Regions from separate parts of the Homo sapiens genome. Here region 2 is linked to region 1. Evidence: read pairs that join two places in POLR2A ChIA-PET (ENCODE). Cell type or tissue: OCI-LY7. All regions are shown on one strand.

Region 1 (2,500 bases):
CACTCGCCTACTGAAGAACATCTTGGTTGCTTCAAATTTTAGCAATTATGAATGGAGCTGCTATAAATATCCATGCATAGGTCTGTGTGTGGAAATAAGTTCTTAGCTTCTTTGGGTAGATACTAAGGAGCATAATTGCTGATTTTATGACAATAGTATATTTAGTTTTATAATCACAAGCATTTTATTCTTATTTATTTATTTATTTAATTTTATTATTATTATTTTTTTGAGACAGAGTCTCACTCTCTTGCTCAGGCTAGAGTGCAGTGGTGTGATCTCAGCTCACTGCAACCTCTGCCTCCCAGGTTCAAGTGATTCTCCTGCCTCAGCCTCCCGAGTAGCTGGGATTACAGGCGGGTACCACCACGCCTGGCTTTTTTTTTTTTTTTGTATTTTTAGTAGACATGGGGTTTCGCCATGTTGGCCAGACTGGTCTCAAACTCCTGACCTCAGGTGATCTACCTGCTTTAGCCTCCCAAAGTGCTGGGATTATAGGCGTGAGCCACTGCGCCCAGCCTGTAATCACAAGCATTGTAAACCAAAACTTTTTTTTTCCTGAGTGCAGCAGAAAAAAGCAAAGGCTATTTGAATGTATTTTAATGAATAATTTACAAGGATAATGAGAAAATATTAGTACATATAAATCAGATACATATTAACTTACATTTACAATATCATACAAAGTAAACGGCAAAGGCTTTCCCATGATTCTTGAGCACTTTCACAGCACGTATCAGGGGTTCAGTAAGTGTTTACAAGTCAAGCATAAGTAGAATAAACAGTCATTTCAGAGAAACAGAGATTGATTTAAAAAAAACCATAACTCAATGTCTATATAGTAGCTATAGAGTTACATGGTTGCAGTATGCCCAGGGGAACCAGTATTTCCAGCACATGTCCTTTTCCATACTTTTAAAGTAGCCTAAGTAATGTGCTGTGAGCCTTTGACTGAGTTGGATTTCAAAATGTGTTTTAGGGTTTTGAACATTAACATTTATGATAGTAGCCATATACTGACATTTAGTGGAACACAGTTCCTTATTGTTTCATCAGAAACTGACATTTGAAAAATTACTTCTAGTGATGTTGAGTCTACTAAAGCAATCTACCAATCACAATTGATAATCATTCCTCTCCTAGACCAAATATAAACTGAAATAAAACACTGATAGTGAGGAAACCATGGTGAGAATTAAGCATGAGAATCCTAGTATCTTGTCTGGTTAAAGAGTTGCCTACGGTCTAGATTTTCTGTTTTATGCATAAGCCTACTGGATCAGAGTGCCGTCTCAGCAAATCAACCACAGAGAGTTTATGGCTAATTGCCTATTTGACTTCCCTCACAAAACTGAAGAAATTAACTTCCTGTTTACTTTACTTCCTTTTTGACCTGCATGATTTTTGCATTCACATTTCACTTACCCTGACCAAATCTGGGTTGATTTGGGAACTCCATTCATTCAAGGTTTTTTGGATACAATCATGAAGCTGCAAAAGGAATGCATTTTGAAACTGTTAATCAAAGTCTATATACTTTTCTGTACTTCTACAATAAGAATATATTAATTTGATAAGCAGGAAAAAAAAGATAGCAACAGGAAATACCATACAAACCCCAATTTTAATCCTACAAGGTTTTTGTTTCCTTCAACATACATAAATTCAGGCCTGTTTTCATCCTACTCTTGTTTCTCAAATGTTCTTGAACTAAAGAAGTTGTCTAATTACTTTAAAGCTTTTTTTGTACCAGTGAAAATTTAAGCTAACTGTTGAGACACAAAAGCATTCATAGGCCAGGTATAGTGGCTCATGCCTGTAATCCCAGCACTTTGGGAGGCTGAGGGGGGCAAATCACTTGAGGTCAGGAGTTCAAGACCAGCCTGGCCAACATGGTGAAACCCTGTCTCTACTAAAAATACAAAAATCATGTGGGCCTAGTAGTGCAAGCCTGTAGTAGCTACTCGGGTGGCTGAGGCAGGACAATTTTGCTTGAACCCAGGAGGTGGAGGTTATAGTGTGCTGAGATGATGCCATTTCATTCCAGCCTGGGCAACAGAGCAAGACTCTATTTCCAAAAAAAAAAAAAAAAAAAGGCATTCATAAAGAAACAAAAATAAGGTTTATAAACAAAGGAACTTGGAGTCAAGCCCAGGCTGTCTGACTAGAATTCATATCACAACTATGCTACATTTCTCAAAGACAAACAAATTAAATTATTAGAGAATAAGTGTGGCTGGTAAATCCTACCTCAGATTCACCTGTGCTGTTTATTAAAATTTCAGACTCCTGAGCCTAATCCTAGACCCACTGAATCATTCTCCAAGAGCAGTTTGGACTTTCATTTTAACAAGCATCCTAAGGAGAGTACTTTATCTACGTACTCTAAAGTCTGAGAACCACCAGGATAGACATATCTTGCAGAACTCAACTTGTATGACACTCCAGAAGTCATTTCGTAACATTTAGGTGCACCTCTAACCTATCTTCCATGTTTTCT
Region 2 (2,500 bases), 500 kb after region 1:
GCTACCAGACTTTGTTTCTTGGTCTTTTCAGTGGACAGAACAAAGAAATATGTAAATGTATACACACTAGTATACAAATGTATACCTGTAAGTACATATACATGCATACTTATCACATATACACACATACACATACCACATACATATTTTACAAATTATACAATCACATCTGAGGTTTCCAGTTGCAATCCATCCCCCTCAGAATTCTTTTTGGTTTTCTCCTACTCCATAATTTTTTTGTCCCTTCTTCGTCAGTGATAACTCTAGATCCCAACAACATCAATACCTTTGCTCATTTGATCAATCCAAAATAAAATTCTTAAACAGTTTAAGAATTACTTTGCCCATAATACTAGAATAAACAAGTCTACTATAATGAGTTCAGGGTTCATGTGTAATTCTTCCTTATCCACAACCCTGCACAAGACTGAGGATGTATAGTCAAATATTATGTTCATAAGCTACATGGATTCCTTCCTTCTTTCCTCTCTTCCATCTTTGGCTCTCTTGTTTTTTCTCTCCAGTGTGGTTATGGTATTAATATGAAATAAAATCAGTTTCATTTGTTGTGGTTTGCTTTCAGTTTTTCATTTTTTCCTTCTTATTCTTATTCATTGAATTTCATTTCTGAATATGTAGAATGTAATCATGCTTCCAAGAGTCAAGCTTATGCAAAAAGATAGTCTCAGAGAAGTGTTACTCTTTTACATCCCTTCCATTCTATTTCTGCATCCCCTTGTAGGTCACAAATTTCATTGTTATCTGATTTTTCATCTAGTATTACTTTTCGCAAAGTTAAATAAATATATGTATATATCTTTATTTTCCCTTCTTTCATATGTTAAAGTTAGCATCCTTCATAAGCTCTTTTGCTTTTATAAAAAACTTAATTATACCTCCTGGAAATTATTTCATTTCAGTTCCTAGAAATCTTCCCTATTTTGAGGCGGAGGTTGCAATGAGCTGATATTGCGCCGCTGCACTGCAGCCTGGGTGACAGAGCGAGACCCATCTCGAAAAAAAAAAAAAGAAAAAAAAAAACAAACAGAAAAGAAATCTTCCCTATTATAGTTTGTGTAGCTGCATAGAACTCATTATGTGTATATACCAAAGATTAATTAGTGTCCTATACTTGAACAGTTGGTTTGTGTTCAATATTATGCTATTTCAAAATAATCTTGTGCATATTGCATTTTTGTATTTTTGGGTGTGTATCTACTTCCTAGTATATGTAAATTCCAAAAGGTAACACTCTAGGGTAAATGCCTGTATAGTTTTATATTTGAATCTGTGTAGCCAAATTCCCCTCAATTGCTTTTCATTCCTACCAGCAATGCATGAGGGTATTTATTTTCTCCATACCTTGCCACATAGTAACATTATCAAGCTTTTTTTTTTTTTTTTTGAGACGGAGTTTCACTCTTGTCGCCAAGGCTGGAGTGCAATGGCCCCATCTTGGCTCATCACAACCTCCGCCTACTGGGTTCAAGCAATTCTCCTGCCTCAGCCTCCCGAGTAGCTGGGGTTACAGGCATGCACGCCTGGCTAATTTTGTATTTTTAGTACAGACAGGGTTTCTCTATGTTGGTCAGGCTGGTCTTGAACTCCCCACCTCAGGTGATCCACCTGCCTCGGCCTCCCAAAGTACTGGGATTACAGGCATGAGACACCGCCATTATCAAGCTTTTGAATTTTTTTGCTAAAGTTGTGGGTGAGAAACTGACTTTAGTATAGTTTATCTTGCATTTCTTTATTAGGAGCGATGTTGAACATCTTCCAACGTGTTTAAAGACCAGCTTTTGTATCTCTTTTTGTAAATTGTCTGTTCTTGTCATTTGCCTATTTTTCTGTAGGATTTTTGGTCTTTTTCCTTAAGTTTTATAAGTTCTTTATCAGTTAGGGATACTGATTTTTTATTTGCAATGTAGGCTGCAAATGTTTTCTTCTAGTTTGTTGTTTGCCTTTTGACTTTGCTTATGGTTTTTGGCATGCCAAAGTTTAGAAATTTTTAAAAATTATATTTATCAATTTTTTCTTTTAGTGCATTTGAATTTTTAGTAACAGAAAACCTTTTCTGATATCTAGATTACAGAGGTATTTACCCATGTTTTCTTGTTGTACTTGTGTAATTTTATTTTCCACATTTATATCTGTGATCCATGTGGAGTTTATTCCTGTGTATGGTCTGAGGAAGGAATTTAACTTTTTTTCAAATGGTTATCCAGCGATCTCAACACCATTTATTAAAAAAAAAAACAACTATATTTGCCTGAGTGAGAAGGGATATTACCTTTATCATACACTAAATTTTTATATGCACTTGTCTCCATTTCTGGACTTTCCATTCTGTCGATCTGTCTATTCATGTACTAGTACCACACTGTTTTAATGATAGAGTCTTTATAGTATTTTGTTTTGTTTTTTTTTTTTTTTTTACAGTCCAGTGGGTTGTTGTTGTTGTTTTACACTTACTATGCCATGAATTCATAGGGAATAGGTT

What was found. ChIA-PET counts read pairs that join two places held together with the same protein. Peaks named below come from ENCODE experiments on the same cell type or tissue, not always from the same donor. Only the 100,000 strongest peaks of a DNase experiment are listed, where the experiment ranks them.
Region 2: POLR2A ChIA-PET joins it to region 1 with 5 read pairs; 2 of 35 experiments call an interaction of 5 or more read pairs at or near these places.

Annotation. Positions count from the first base shown.
Region 1 is chr1:93,903,098-93,905,597 of GRCh38, forward strand. GCLM (glutamate-cysteine ligase modifier subunit) reads right to left here. Exons shown (of 7, transcript NM_002061.4): 2 at 1,426-1,491. Among named protein-coding and RNA genes, the nearest start is that of GCLM, 5.1 kb to the right of the region's middle. In OCI-LY7, no CTCF peak of the experiment used is centred here; a DNase peak (open chromatin) is centred at 1,354; H3K4me3 peaks cover 944 bases; H3K27ac peaks cover 1,528 bases.
Region 2 is chr1:94,403,923-94,406,422 of GRCh38, forward strand. It overlaps a transcript of ABCD3 not described here and the pseudogene RPL21P26. Among named protein-coding and RNA genes, the nearest start is that of ABCD3, 13 kb to the right of the region's middle. In OCI-LY7, no CTCF peak of the experiment used is centred here; no DNase peak of the experiment used is centred here.